2 separate regions of the Mus musculus genome follow, and region 2 is linked to region 1. Evidence: chromatin contacts called from ENCODE Hi-C data. All regions are on one chromosome and are shown on one strand. Each heading gives the region's core, a stretch centred on a gene start or an enhancer-like site at or near the end of the contact. The rest is flanking DNA. Distances are from core to core; before and after follow the strand shown. Region 1 holds the start of Cmtm1 (CKLF-like MARVEL transmembrane domain containing 1). Region 2 holds the start of Chst4 (carbohydrate sulfotransferase 4).

Region 1 (7,355 bases), core at 2,350-4,849:
GATGTATTTGTATCTCTTTCCATGCTGTTCTCTGATTGCGTTTTTTAGTTTTAAAGTACTGTTCTTTTTAAAATGATCTCTCTCTCTCTCTCTCTCTCTCTCTGTGTGTGTGTGTGTGTGTGTGTGTGTGTTTGTGTGTGTTATGTTGTGTTGTGTTGTGTATGTATTCACAGAGGCAGAGGAGGCTGTGAGATTCCTGCAAGGAAACATAAAGGGCATTGTGAGCCACCTATGCTGAAACCTGACCCCAGTTTAATTGCTGAGCCAGTTCTCCAGCTCCCATAGTGCTTTGCAAATGGTAGGGCGGCTCACTAGTGATCCTGTTTGAGCCACTGTTCTCATTTTTTGCTTCAGACTGCTTATGACACCCATGTGTACCTTGGTTGTGTTCCTACATCACACCTGTGGGCATTTCATTAGGAGTTCATCCAACTTTTAATCAATAACACTAAATTGTTATTTTAGTGTGTTTTCTCCCCAGGGAAGGTTTTAAAGTTTTCTTCTTACTGGTTCTTATTTTTACTTCTTTTCTAAATATTGATCATTGCGTGAAGATAATCATTTCCTTACTTTGTATTTTGCTTGTTTTATTTTGCTTTAGAGAAAGAGTCTCACTATGTCCTGCCTGTCCTGGAGCTCACCATGCAGCCCAGGGTGGCTTTGAACTCACAAAGATCTGTCTGCCTCTGTCTCCCAAATGCTGGGATTCAATCAAGCTGTCTGTCATTGGCTTGGCTTCTTACATTTGAGTTGACTATAGGAAAGCTTTTTAGTTTATTAATTTGCTTGCCACCCAGCTACATTACTTTGTTGTATATGATCTCCCAATGGATTCAAGATTTGTGACTGTGCCAGTGGAAAGAAATACATCTGGCCTCCCTTCAGGTAGTCTCATTTCCTTTCCTCCATTATGATGAAGAGTTCTGGAGTGACTGTCATGCTGGAAAAGTCCTCTCTCGCTGGTAGACATCCCCTCTCTACATCATGGGAAGAAGAACACTTGTGATGCCTTAGCTAAAGACCTTGCTGAGTTGGGCTCAGCTGTTTAGTGTTAGAACGGCAATGAAAGCTCTTTGCTTATTTTCCAGCTCTCTCTGCCCCCTCTTTCTCCTTTCTGGGAATCAGAAACAAACGTTCATGTTTTTCACATGTTCTCAAACATAGTTTGATTTAATCTCATAAGATTTTACTCATAATATGGTGGATTAATTTAGGGGCTCTAATAGGAAAGCACTCTTGTTTTCCTCTTTGTGTTATATGTTTTAAAAATAAAGACGATTTTTTAAAAGAAAATATGGTAACCTTTTTTCCCGTTCTGGGATACATCCTGTGATCAGAGCACTTGCTAATCTTAGGCCTGTATATTAATCTTTGCTTTTGTTCTGTGAGATCTCTATTGTGTTTGCTTTTTCTAAACCTGATCAAGTTTTGACATCAATGTTTGACTGACTATAAGAAAATCACTCAGGCCGGGCAGTGGTGGCGCATGCCTTTAATCCCAGCACTACGGAGGCAGAGGCAGGCAGATCTTCTGAGTTTGAGGCCAGCCTGGTCTACAGAGTGAGTTCCAGGACAGCCAGGGCTACACAGAGAAACCCTGTCTTAAAAAAGAGGGGGAAAAAATCACTCAGAAGGGAATGGGGACCTAGCTCACTGGTAGAGTTTTCTCTGACAAATGCAAGTGGATTGATTCATTCTTTAGAAAGGCAAATCATCCCCAAACGCTTGCTCCTATGAAATAAAAAAGAGAGAAGGAAAAGTTCGAGCGTCATCAGGATGCTATCTTATGCTTTGAAAGCCCAGACCCTAACACCAACCCTGGATCTGATTCACTATTTAAGAAAAGCTCTAGAGATAGGATCTTTTTAGAGTTAAATAAGGAACTGAAGCTCCTTTGTTTATGTTGGAGGAGATGGTTGCAGCAGAGGGTGCACGTGGAGGTCAGATGATAATGGCAGGGGTGAGTTCTGGGAATTGCAGTCTGATCTCTGGGCGTGGACCTAGCAGGGTTTCCACACTTAGCCACCTTAGGGCCCCTTGCTTTTCCTGTTTTAAACGTTGTTCCCTTTGACTGTCTCTGTTTTGGGTTCAGTTTGGATCCTGAAACTTTCCTTCCCAGAAGGTTTGTGCCCCCATCCGCGGGCCCTTTCACTGTCAGGGATGCTTAGGAGCGCTCCTCCATTCTGACTTTAACTCGAATGTCTGCCTCTCTTGCCTTTGTTCTGGATTCTTGCCTCTTGTGCATTGCTTGACTAGCTCTTCTGGGTGGCAGCTCTTACTGGTTGTGCTTGCTAGTTTACGACGCTGTTATTTACTTAGTGTCTCCATTCTTCCGTTTGTGAGGGGAAACCCTAGGAAGAGGAGGGCAGGGAAACCCTTTAGTACTGAGAATTGATGTGTGTGATATTGGGCGTGGTGGATCAGTATTTAGTCCCAGCACTCTGGAGGCAGATGCAGGCAGAGATCTCTGAGTTCGAGGCTAGTCTCATAGTCTCGTCTATATAGTGAGCTCCAGGCCAGCCAGGGCTACATATGTTGGGGACAAGAAAGGACTGAAAACTGTGGCAGAGGGAACTGTGGAGACTTTGCTCAAGCAGCAACTTTGTGCTCCACTCCCGAGGCCACCCACCCTCCCTCCACCCAGCCAATCAGCTGTCAGCTCCTGCTCACCATCCTCAAGACCTTCAACATCCCATTGGCTGAGCAGCAAAAATGCCAGAAGCTATCTCTGAATCTTTTTGAGCGCTTGTCCTGGTCCTCAGCCTGTGCTTTGACGACTTCAGGTATCTTAATTTTCTTAGACCCTTGGACCAGTCGAGTTGGTGGCACTTTCTCATGTTGGGTGTATTTCTTTGGTAATCTGTCGGCAATGCGATCTCTGTACACTGACTGCAAGGACCTAGTGGGTCGCTGGCTGAATGGTACGGCACGTACTGAAGGTCGCTGACTGGATGGTGTGGCACGTACTGAAGGTCGCTGACTGGATGGTGTGGCACGTACTGAAGGTCGCTGACTGGATGGTATGACGTGTACTAAAGGTCGCTGGCTGGATGGTATGGCTTGTACTGAAGGTCGCTGCCTGGATGGTATAGCACGTATAAAAGATTGCTGGCGGATTGGTGTGGCACGTATAAAAGATTGCTGGCGGGATGGTGTTCCGGGTACTGAAGGTCCCTGGCTGGCTGGTGTCCCGGGTACTGAAGGTCCCTGGCTGGCTGGTGTCCCGGGTACTGAAGGTCCCTGGCTGGCTGGTGTCCCGGGTACTGAAGGTCCCTGGCTGGCTGGTGTCCCGGGTACTGAAGGTCCCTGGTGAGGTGGAGCAGAGGCAGCATACGCCTGTGAATCCGAAGGTGAGGAAGCATCCAACACTCGAGGTCGTAAAGTTAAGCGTCTGGACTCACGCCTGGACCCATCCCCGCCGGACTCACGCCTGGCGGATGCAGGATTCATGGTGGGTTCCAAGCCTGATTATGCCAGGCTGGCCCTGTGCCTCTGGTCGGCTGGGTGGCCGCAGGGCGATGGCCCACTGGGGAACTGGCTTCAACGGCTGCTGGCAGTCTATCCCGCGTGCACCTGTTTTTTTGATGGCTGCTGCCTAGCCTAGCAATCTGCTGTCCTCGTTGTGGGAAAAAGGCGCCATCTCTAGCTTGAAAACTCAAGACCCAGCAACCACATGCACAGGAGCTGCTGCCAGCCAACCCAGAGAAAAGGGGTTCTGGGGTTATTTGGGGGGTATACCTGGCCAGATTCCAGCCCCAAGCCATATGCAGTGAGGCCTGCTGGTCGAGTGCAGCAGGGTCCAGAAATCTTCCGAGCTCACACATCGGCTAAGATTCTATGATAAAAGAGCAATGACAAAGATCAACTTGGTGAGGAAAGGTTTATTTCATGTTAAAACTTGTAGTTCATTGTCCAGGGAAATCAGGGCAGGAATTGGAGGCAGGAACCCGGAAGCAGGAGCTGATGTAAAGATCTTGGAGAAATGTTCCTTACTGGCTTTCAAGCTTACATTCTTATGGTACCCAGGAATACTAGCCCAGGGGCTGTCCCCTACATAGTCAGCTGGGTCTTCCCAAATCAATCATCAATCAAGAAAATGTATCACAGGCCTGCCAATAGGGAATGTTTTCCCTACTGAGGTTCCTGTTTTCCAAAGGACTCTAGCTTGTGTCGACTTGACATGAGAGTAGCTGGTACTCACAGTGGCATTGAAATGAGAACTGCAGAAATAATAGGGATATATAAAGGATTAGTTTAATAACTAGTAAAAATGAGTACAAAATTATTCTCTGTCATCTATGTCATCAGTAGACCTTTTCTGATAAGGTTGACGTGGACGAAACCGAAGTTTCTGGCACATAAGGGCACAGTCGGCAATAGTACATGTTACTGTCAGGAAACCAAACACGTGCAAACAGAGACACCGTCGTCAGTTTCTGGCAAGTAAATTCTCAGTCATCTGCCCAATGGATTCCTTTCCTTCCCGGGTAGGGAGCTTGCTCTCTGTGCTACCATCCAACACGAGAGTGGGAAGGGACGCGGGGTTTTCCCCATAGCCACCCACAGTAAAGGACAAGACAACTGCAGTGGGCAGAGCTCATTGCCCCTGAGGTGGAGTGCAAGTTGCCTCTCCATCTTGATTTGCACTGGCTTGTATGCTTGTGTGCATATGTGGATGTGTGCACACATGAGTTCTTTAAAGCCCTACTGACCATATTTAGCTATCAACCCCCTCCCCTAGCCCCCATTTCTCTCTCCAGTAGTCAGCTCTTTGCTTTTTCTACCACTAGACTCATCTGGGGAAAGAGCTGGTGCTGGCAGCAGCTGGAGATTAAGTCCCGGGGACCATAGTTGAGATGCAACTTTTGTAGAAGTGGAGTGACAGGAATCTCCAGAGTGAGCTTTCAAAGGCTGGGCACACATTTGTGTAGGGCAGAGGAGTCGAGACAGGCCCGAGGAAAATGACACTGAGCTGAAGGGAAAGTGAGCTAACTGCAGTTCCCCTGCCAGAGAAAAGTGGCTTCCCCCTCTCCTCTGGGCTGGGCAGCACTCCACTAATGGCTTACCTAGAGCTGGCTGCATCCCTTGCAGATCATTGCTATGCTAAAAGCTATTAATGACATGTTTTATGTTCTTTTGGTGAGAAAATAAAATCTCTGAAATTCAGTGTGTATTTTATAGTCAGTGCTTGTCTCAAACCATATTAGCCCTATCCCCTCTGCTCAGTAGCCACACAGCCATGGGCCACTCTGCTGGGGAAGGACTCCACGCTGTCATCATTTAAGCAATGAGTAAGTGGGAGAACAGAAAGGCACATGAATTGGAGTCCTGTGACTGGCTCATCTTTTAAAAGAGTAGACAGACAGAACTGTCTTTAGAACAACTTGGGAGGTTGGTATTTCAGCATACCTCCTATCTAGATAGCTTCCCTAGTCTCCCAGGAAGTTGCTTAGTGCCGACATGAGTTGAAGTCCAGGGTTCTGACAGTCATGGCAGAACAAGGTCAGTTCTATGTGGCCCTTGCTAAGGGAGAACAAGAAAGTAGGAAGGAAGATGTTTCTAAGTCAGCACTCTAGATCAGAGCCTAGGAAAGGCAGATGGCCAAACCTCAGGAGAAAAGCAGGTGGAGGTGGAGTGAGCTCACTGTGGGCTTGCTCGTCGGTCTAGGCCGACTTGCTTCTCTCTAGGCAGTACTCAGAATAGCTCTTGGTTTGCAAGGCTTCCTACCATATCCCTTGCAGTAAGGGAATCTGTTAAATTGCATCTGTAGAGTTATGGGAATAGTCTGTCTCACCTAACACTGCTAGATGGATCCTTTCAAAAGGAGAACTATGAAATGATCATGCTTCCTTTCTTGTTTAACATCAGGTTTTTTAGAGCTAAGCGTGGTTGCCGATTTTAGCAGATTCTCTCTGTCAGATTGTATAGCCCTGTAAGAAACATGCAGGGATCTCCATGTTTGGCGGATTTCAGTATGAAACACTGTTATTTATGCTAACCAGGGAATGCATTCGCTCACACAAACTATAAAGCCAGTAGGCACTGTAGGCCAGTCCAGGATCATGTCAGATTTCCAAATTAATTTGCATTTTGATCCAGCCGGAAGAAACCTGGAAGACTCTACTTACCCCTCCAAGGATTGTCTTTGTTGAGGTTTCTGGTATTAGAGCCAACACAGACACAATGAGCATGCATAATGCTGTTACCATTGAGTTGATAACATCCTAAGAACACAGAATGGAGAAGTCAGCTTGCTGTCAAAGACTGCGAATACAGCTGAGAGCCTGAAAGAGCTCGGATTAGGAGTTCCATCTTTGTTCTATGAGGACTGTGAAGAGACAAGACCAACAAGCAGTGCCCCCCCCCCAATAAATGGGACATCCTTCCTAAAATGTTTTTTACCTATGTTTTATTCAATTTTGCAGACATCAATGTCTTTTTGGAAACTAAAATATTACAGAAAATAGTCCCATATATTTGTTCTACAATTTACCTAGTGAGCATCTTAGAAAACATCCATTCCTTTAATGACTTGAGCATACATATATACATATATATCCTAGCATAGATATAACTAGAGGGAAAAATTGTCTGGTTAGGAAAGACAGATAATTATGCAGAAGTTTTAGAGTATAGAGAATCCCTTAGGAAGCTGGAATGCTTATTTTTTTAATAGGAAATATGAAAAAAATTTGCTGTCAAATAACTTTGTTTCTAAGATGCCATTAATAAACATGAAGCCAGGCATGGTGGGTCATGACTTTAATTCCAGCACACAGAAGTTTGAGGTCAGCCTACTCTACATGGAGTCCTAAGCCATCTAGTGCCACACAGTAAGACCCCACTTAAAAACAAACATATGATTTTTCTCTCTAGTGACTGTTTAAGGCGGGACCAGCCAGGAACATGAGGGCACAGAAGCAGCAGAGCAGCTGGAACAGGTCCTTTCTGCCTCCATCTGCACCCAGGAGATGGAGCTGTTCCACAACCCTCTGTACAATGGTCTTGCCGGGACAGAGCTCGTCTCCCAGAAGTTCTGAAACAGGCTTACAAACCCACAGGAGAAACAAGCTCCAGCCAGAGACAGCAAGAACGTCTAACACCAGAGATTTCCATATGAAGAAAGGCAAACCCAAGAATCTTATCAACAGAAACCAAGACTACTTGACATCATCAGAACCCAGTGCTCCCACCACAGCAATTCCTCCATACCCCAACACACCATAAAAGCAAGTTTTGGATTTAAAATCATATCTCATGATATTGATAGAAGATTTTAAGAAGGACAAAAATAACTACCTTAAAGAGATACAGGTGACACAGGTGAACAGGTAGAAGCCCTTAAAGAGGAAACA
Region 2 (7,355 bases), core at 1,418-3,917, 5.7 Mb after region 1:
GACATGAGGGTGCTGGTTACATGATGCTCAAGGAGGCTCACTGGGGAGGAGAAAACTCTCTAAGTCCAGCCTGCCGCTGGAATTCCTCTCTGCTTCAGGCCTTGGCATTTCCCTCCTGTCCCTCAGCCCCCTCCCCTCACCCATGGCCACATACCTCTTTCTTTTTTTTCTTTTCTTTCTTTTTTATTTATTTAATGTTCCCGTTGCTGACACACCAGAAGAGGGCATCAGATCCCATTACAGATGGTTGTGAGCCACCATGTGGTTGCTGGGAATTGAACTCGGGATCTCTGGAAGAGCAGACAGTGCTCTTAACCACTGAGCCATCTCTCCACCCCACACACCTTTTTCTAAAGCACCTCCTGTTACTCTCTTAGTCTAAAATCTCTTAGATTAACATATTAACCTGTACAGGCTGAAACTCAAATCCCCAGGCCTTGTGCCCAGGGCCCCACTCTACCTGCCCTGCTTGTCCTTTATTTCCCTGCTTCTAGGCCTCGGATTCAACTTCTGGGCTTCCCGACCTGTCTTGTTGCCGAGGAGCCTGGAGAGACATTAGGGAACTGCCATTCTTCCTTCAAGAGAGGACTTACAGGCCCTCTTTCTCCCCAAAAGAAAGCTATCCCCCTATCTCCCAAATGTACATGAGATGCCACCAATTGCACAGGGCGCAGCTGCAGACTTCCCAGTGAGCTGCAGTTCCTGAAGAGGCAGCCATGTCTTATCTGGCTCTCAAGGGCAACACTTCCACAGCTCATTAGGACACCTTTAGCCTCCTGGATCAATGAAGTCAATGGCTAGCTGGATGAAATGAGAAAAATCACATTATTAGGAAGCAAAAAGACCTTTGAGCTTTGTTTGATACAAGGTCTCCAAACTGATTAGATATTGGGAAATGACCCTCAACTTCTGGCCCTCCTTCCTCCACTCCTTAAGCGCTGAGATCGTAGGTGTGCACTAAAGGTCACAGTGACAGATGCCTAGCATTGTATTGGGAATGAAATGGCATGAAAGCACTCAGGTCTTAAGAACCATCATCAGAAGGATGTTGGTGAGGGGGACCTGTGTCAGGGGCAGGGACCACGGAGGCACCAGGGTTGGGGGCTTCCTTCCATACTGACTACAGGGGCCTGGATTACAGATCCTCTCCTACCAATCAGGAACACATGTTTTTGGAAGCAAAATGGGAAATCCTGACCAAAGTCAACTAAACAGACAGACAGACAGACAGACAGACAGACAGAAACCCTGCATATCAATCTAAGAGGCCAGCATTCTAAAGGCTCGCACTACTCCACTTTAGATTCTTTAGGGAAACAATGTCCCAGCAAGCAGAAGGTAGAGACAGCAGGAAGTCGCTACACACAGGGAATGGAGGTGGGTTGGGGACACTGCCGTCACCACAGATAGCCTACAGACCTGGGAAACTCTTGGGATTAAGTTACCAGATAAAGACAACCACAAAACAAACTTTGCTTAAGACAGTGACTCACACTGCATCCCAAGCTGGCCCCGAACTCAACCAAACAGCATTTTCTGCCTCCCAAGTGCCAGGATTACACCTTTAGCTACCACACTCCAATGAACAAACTCAACAAGTCAGACTAATAGAGGGACTGTACCCACCTGCAAGCCCGTGGACAGTGCTGGGCACACAGCTCAGGGAAACACCTGTCTATGAATGTCAGAGTGAACCAATATCTGTGGGGACAGTCTTGACACTTGGGGTGCCCTTGTTGACTTGAGGGGAATGGGCACAATGTCATACTTACTTTATACGCATCAAATTCTGGCTCTAACAAAATTGAATTACCCAGGGCCGTTTGAGGCAAAGGTCCCCTCCACCTCAGCTGACATGCTTGCTCCATAAAGGCCATTATATTTCACATCTTACAGTACACTTCTGGACTTCCAGAGCCCTTTGTGTGTCCAATTAGACACAATGAGACTGTCAAAACAGTGTTGGCCACTTCCCTATTCTTAAAATTTACATTTTAATATGTACTATATATGTCCTACCATGTGTGCGGAGGTCAGAGGAAAACTGTGGAAACGGATTCTCTCCCACCAAGTGGGTCTTGGGACTGGAACTCGGATCCTCAGGCTTGGTGGCAAGCACCCTTACCCAGAACCATCTCACTGCCCCCCCCCCCCCCCGCAACCGATTCCTTATTTTTCAAAAGGAACAACTGACATTTGATTGATTGATGTTTCGTTGCAATAGCTCTACCCATTTGATCTGATTAATGGCCATGCTCTCCACTCTGCCTGAGCTGGACAAAACCTGCAGGTCCCTGCTCCGATCCCCCATTCAGCGGAGAACGGGAGAGAATCTGGATGGTCAGATATACTAGGGCTCCATTGCAACATTCCTACCCACATTTGAGGCTCTTTCTCATCCTTTATGGGTGGAGCTGGTGGGGTTCAGCTTCTGGTAGGCAGTTTGAGGTTTTGTTTTTTTTTTTTTCTTTTCTAGAAGATCCCCTTGGTGACCAGAGTGTTCCCCAACACCATTCCTTTTTCCTAGCCCTCTTCCTCCAGCCATCAAAATCCCCAGCTTAGATGTCAGGGTTACCTGATACACTGATCCTGTAGCTGGGATAATGCCCTTCGTGATAGCTGCTCCCCAAGGAATTCTCTTCTTACCTTAGGCTTCCTCAGGGCCCACAATGACTGAGAGGCTCGCTCACTGCCTGCCAGGCTCAGCACCGTTCTCTCTCTGACTCATGAACTCCTCCTCCTTGGCATTTTGCATACCTAACCCTTCTGCTTGCCCTCTTCTTTATGTTGAAACAGCACCCCCGCCTTGCAAGACAGGCTCCAGAAGGCTCTGCCTCCAGGAAAGCTGTGGTACGGGCAGCTGGAATCCCTTGAGGGTTGAGGGGTAAGGGGTAAGGGGTCGGGTGAAGGGTCAGGGTGAGGAGCCTCCCTGTAGGTGGGCTAAGCCGAGGAGGATGGCAGATGATACTGGAATGTCTACTCTTCTTAGGCAGCCAGAAGGGCATTGGATCCCTTTAGGGCATCATGGAAGGAGAAGAGACCCCTGGGGTTCCAGAGGTGAGGTTGGAAGGCGTGTTGCCAGAGCGTTATTCAGCCCATAAGGTCCTGTAAGCTGTTCTCCCTCCTGTATTTTGCCCTTATCTCTAAGGAGGCTGTACAAAGATTATTTTTCCAGGCATCGCACCTGTTTCTTTACCCCACCCTAGGGAGGTAACATTTCTTAGCTCTTATGTCATTGCCCAATATCTTCACTCTCCTTGTAAGAGGGTAACACGCATGCTCTTGGCTAGGAGAGTATAGATTTCCCGGTGTCTGGTTTGATTAAAGGGGGAAGAATTTGCCTTTTATGACAAAAAGCAAATTATAGAAAATTACAACTTCTTAATCATTGTACGCCCCTGGGCAAGACATATACCCACTCTGGGCTACTTTATCTGATTGTCCAGAGTGGATACAATGTATCCAACTAAACCAATGGATGCATCTGGGAAAAAAAAAAAAAACAAACCATAAACTGCCATGGAGTACAAAGGGTGAGGTCTGACTGGAAAATCAATATAAAATAGGCATGACAGTGCCTATCTTACATATTATAAATATTGGGATTAGTGTGCACAGAGCCCCTGTCCAATTTTATGCAATAATAAGGGTTTAAAGGTGTTAGTTACGGGGGCTACAGAGATGGCTCTGTGGTTAGGAGCAATACTGTTTTTTGCAGGGGATCCTAGGTCAGTTCTTGCTCCCACATCAGGGGTAATTCCAGCTCCAGGGGACCTGAAGCCTCTGTAGGCACTAGCACTCACGTGCACACACACACACACACACACACACACACACACACACATATACACACTCATACACGTACATGCACACACACGCACATGCACACACTTATAAATAAAATAAATCTGGCGAAATTGTTAGCTATCATTTAATAATGACCATACCTCCTCTTAATCAGCTGCTGAGGTATTTTCCAGGCTTCACAAAAGAGCAGCCAGACCCTGTGGGAGTGAGTCACACCCAGGTCTGCCAGATTCCCATCAGCTGTGTCCCCAGAGGCCTTATCACTGTATAGATGACAAGAACCTGAGGAGGCCCTTTGCCCCCCCCCCCCCCCGTATTACTTTCAGCTGGGTCCCTTCCTGTTTCCTTCTGGCAGGGTGGAGACAAAGTTCTCTTCTTCCAAGTGGCTGCTGGGATATGAACACTGAAGAACTAGAGATGGGCAGCTGGGGTCTACTCTTGTTCTCACTGTAGGAGTGGTCCTTGCTCAGTGTCAAAGAACTGGAGGATGCAGTATGTGTAAAGGAGGGAAGACAACTGCCCAGCCACACCACTGTCTGTAGAAAGCCATTTACCTTTCCTCCCATGCATGTAGAAGTTGGCCGGCCAAGGTTCATGCCTCACTCCGGCACACAGAGGTTTGTATATTCTTCTCTCCCTCTCTTTCTCTCTCTGTGTCTCTGTCTCTCCGTCTTTGCCTGTGTCTCTGTGTCTCTGTGTGTGTGTGTGTGTGTGTGTGCATGTGCGCGTGTGTGGGTGCACTTATGTGTAGGCCACTTGTGTCTGGTCTTCTATTGTCCTTCATTTATTTATTTTTTGAAACAAGGTCTCTCACTGAGTTCAGAACTCATGACTTTGGCCAATAAGTCCCAGGAATCCCCCTGTCTCTGCATCTCCAACACCAGAATTAAGGACATTGGCCACCGTGCTCAGCTTGTGGAAGCTGGGAACCAAACTCTGCCCCTTGGGCCTGCAAAGCAAGCCCTTCCCTACATCATCTCAGCCCTTTGTTTCTGCTTTAAGATAATTTGAGTTCCAAAGAACAATTCAGACACAAAGCATCCTTGTACGACTCATCGAGCTGTTTCATACCTTGTTTTCTTGCTCTGTGATGTTGCCTGTGTAACTGTGTCGATGCTGTCTCATGGACACTAGAGCTCTTTGTGGTTATGACTCGAGAGGATTGGCATACACACTGGCAGAGGGTGACTCCAGAATCTCCTTCACCTTATATCATAAACATTTACCCCTGTGAGCTAAACCTTATTTCTTCAAGATGGGGGGGGGGCTCATTCTTTAGCCCAGCTGGCCTGGAAATCACTGTGTAGCCAAGGCTAGCCTAGAGTTCAATGACCCCTCTTGCCTCAGCCTTCCAAGTGCTAGGACCACAGGCTTGAGCTACAGTTAATGCTTTTTGGATGATGTCTTTGTTTTTTCTTTTTAATTAATGGTAGGCAGGTATCCGTGGGCTTTTTCAAAATTATTATTATTAAATTTTTGATGCTACCTGAGATTCCTTAGTTTCCTCATAAGAAGATATGAGGAGACCCATGAATTTGGTTGATTTTTCTCTACCAGTAGTGTTGTTATCTGTAGGGACGAGTCAGGGCACTGTGGACCATGTAGCCTCCTTAGAAAGCACAATGTCCTCCATTGACGCTTCGAGCCGTAGGATGTGTACTGGTAACCAACCTTTCAGTCTCTTTGGAGACCAAATGGCCTTCTGATCTTGTGAACAGGTGACTTAATAGAGGCATCCCATCATGCCCGGGGTCTCAGGTGATCATGGATGACAAGGACTACAGCACTGTCGGTCTTTTATGATCCTCTTATCTTTGGTACGAGGGAGGGCATCAGAGTTTGGTTGTTGAACATCCGGAAGCGCGGCCTCACCAATCCTGCAACGTTAACTTCTGTGTAGCATTTAGATTTATTTCAGACAACAAAACCAAACACTTTCTCATGACTCAGTTTTCCCAAGCGATTGAAGCTTTTTAAAGTTAGTTAAAGTTAGTAAAACAAGCAATTATATTGATCATCCGTACGTTTGCTTTTAAACTAATTTCTCTGTGAACAAGTAAATCATTGTCTTAAGAGCGCCTCCCATTGGTTTATCAGACAGTAAGTATGATTGACTTGAACTCTGAACTTTTCATACTCTTTCACCACAGAGCATATGTTATCCTTAAGTCTTACCTGCTACAAATGTTCTGAGACTTAGATTAAACCTTTCTATGTTTTGTTTTATTTTTTAAAGGATTATTAACTTATTTAATTTATACGAGTACACTGTAGCTATCTTCAGACACACCAGAAGAGGGCATCAGATCCCATTACAGATGGTTGTGAGCCACCATGTGGTTGCTGGGAATTGAACTCAGGACCTCTGGAAGAGCAGTCAGTTCTCTTAACCACTGAGCCATCTCTCCAGCTCCTCATTTTCTTTTATGGTTTATTCTCAGGATGAAATTTTATTTTATCACGGTGTCATGAGTAACTGTCCTCTGAGCCAAGCAACTGTGATCTGGGGGAGCTTAGCTGTATCTTTGGAAAAGATCATCCAGCAGCAATGTGGGTGACTACTCTCCCCCACCCCCACCAATAAAGGCATAAGAGTCTCACTGGAGTACCCAATGACTCCCTAGTATCTGACAACTCTCAGAGTAGCACAGGGAGGAGCTAGAGTACACAAAGCCTGAGGAAGATGGAGGGGGCTCCATCTAAGTGGTGATGAAGAAGGTCTCATAGCTGCTGGATAAGACTTTTGGGAGGGGAACACCATATACCTGTAAGTAACACCTTACATAGGCTCTGAAAGGAAGTTCAAAAAAATGTATTGGCTCCCGCAAAGTGAACTTTAATGGAATTGAACTTCAGTTTGTCATTGAAGTCTTGTGTGTATGTGTATGTGTGTGTGTGTGTAAATGTTGTTTTACTGCTCTCAGGGACAAGAATATCAACAACAATTACAGATAATCTGTTGTGGTTTGAATAAGAATGGTTCCTATAGTCTTGTATATTTGAATGCTTATTCATTGGGAAGTGGACTTGTTTGGGAAGGATTAGGAGGTGTGGCCTTGTTGTAGCAGGTGTGGTTTTGTTGGAGGAGATGTGTTGCTGAGGGGTAGGTCTCTCTCTCTCTCTCCTCTCTTACCCCACCTCTGTCCCTCCCTCCCTCCCTCCCTCCCTCCCTCCCTCCCTCCCTCCCTCCCTCCCTCTGCCAACTGCCTGTGGATCAGATGTAAAGCTCTCAGCTACTACTCCAGTGCCATGCCTGTCTACCTCGCACCATGATAACCATGGGCTAGCCTTCTAAAACTGTAAGCAAGCTCATAATTAAATGCTTTCATTATAAGATCTGCCTTGGTCATAGTGTCTCCTCACAGAAATAGACTAGCAACTAAGACATAGCTGGCCTTTAAAAGTATTTAACCATGTTTATCAAAAATAAACCTTATACCCCTTTAAAGATGTTTTACCTACTTTACTGTTCTCATTTTATTTTTGTAAAAAGAGTTGAATACAAACTACAAATGATACACCCACCATGGTAAATTAAGGTCACCTGT

Evidence for each region. A loop is a pair of places that touch in the nucleus more often than their neighbours do.
Region 2: a loop to region 1 is called in a map of left cerebral cortex, with 21 times the contacts of the local background. The contact joins the promoter of Chst4 here to the promoter of Cmtm1 in region 1. A Hi-C loop is called at or near these places in 4 of 37 maps with a recorded cell type or tissue (Patski, heart, left cerebral cortex and 1 more).

Annotation. Positions count from the first base shown.
Region 1 is chr8:104,306,546-104,313,900 of GRCm38, forward strand. It overlaps Cmtm1 (CKLF-like MARVEL transmembrane domain containing 1), which reads right to left and starts at 3,600. Exons shown (of 4, transcript NM_181990.2): 1 at 2,935-3,600. The coding sequence starts at 3,450.
Region 2 is chr8:110,036,667-110,044,021 of GRCm38, forward strand. It overlaps Chst4 (carbohydrate sulfotransferase 4), which reads right to left and starts at 2,668. Exons shown (of 2, transcript NM_011998.4): 1 at 2,576-2,668.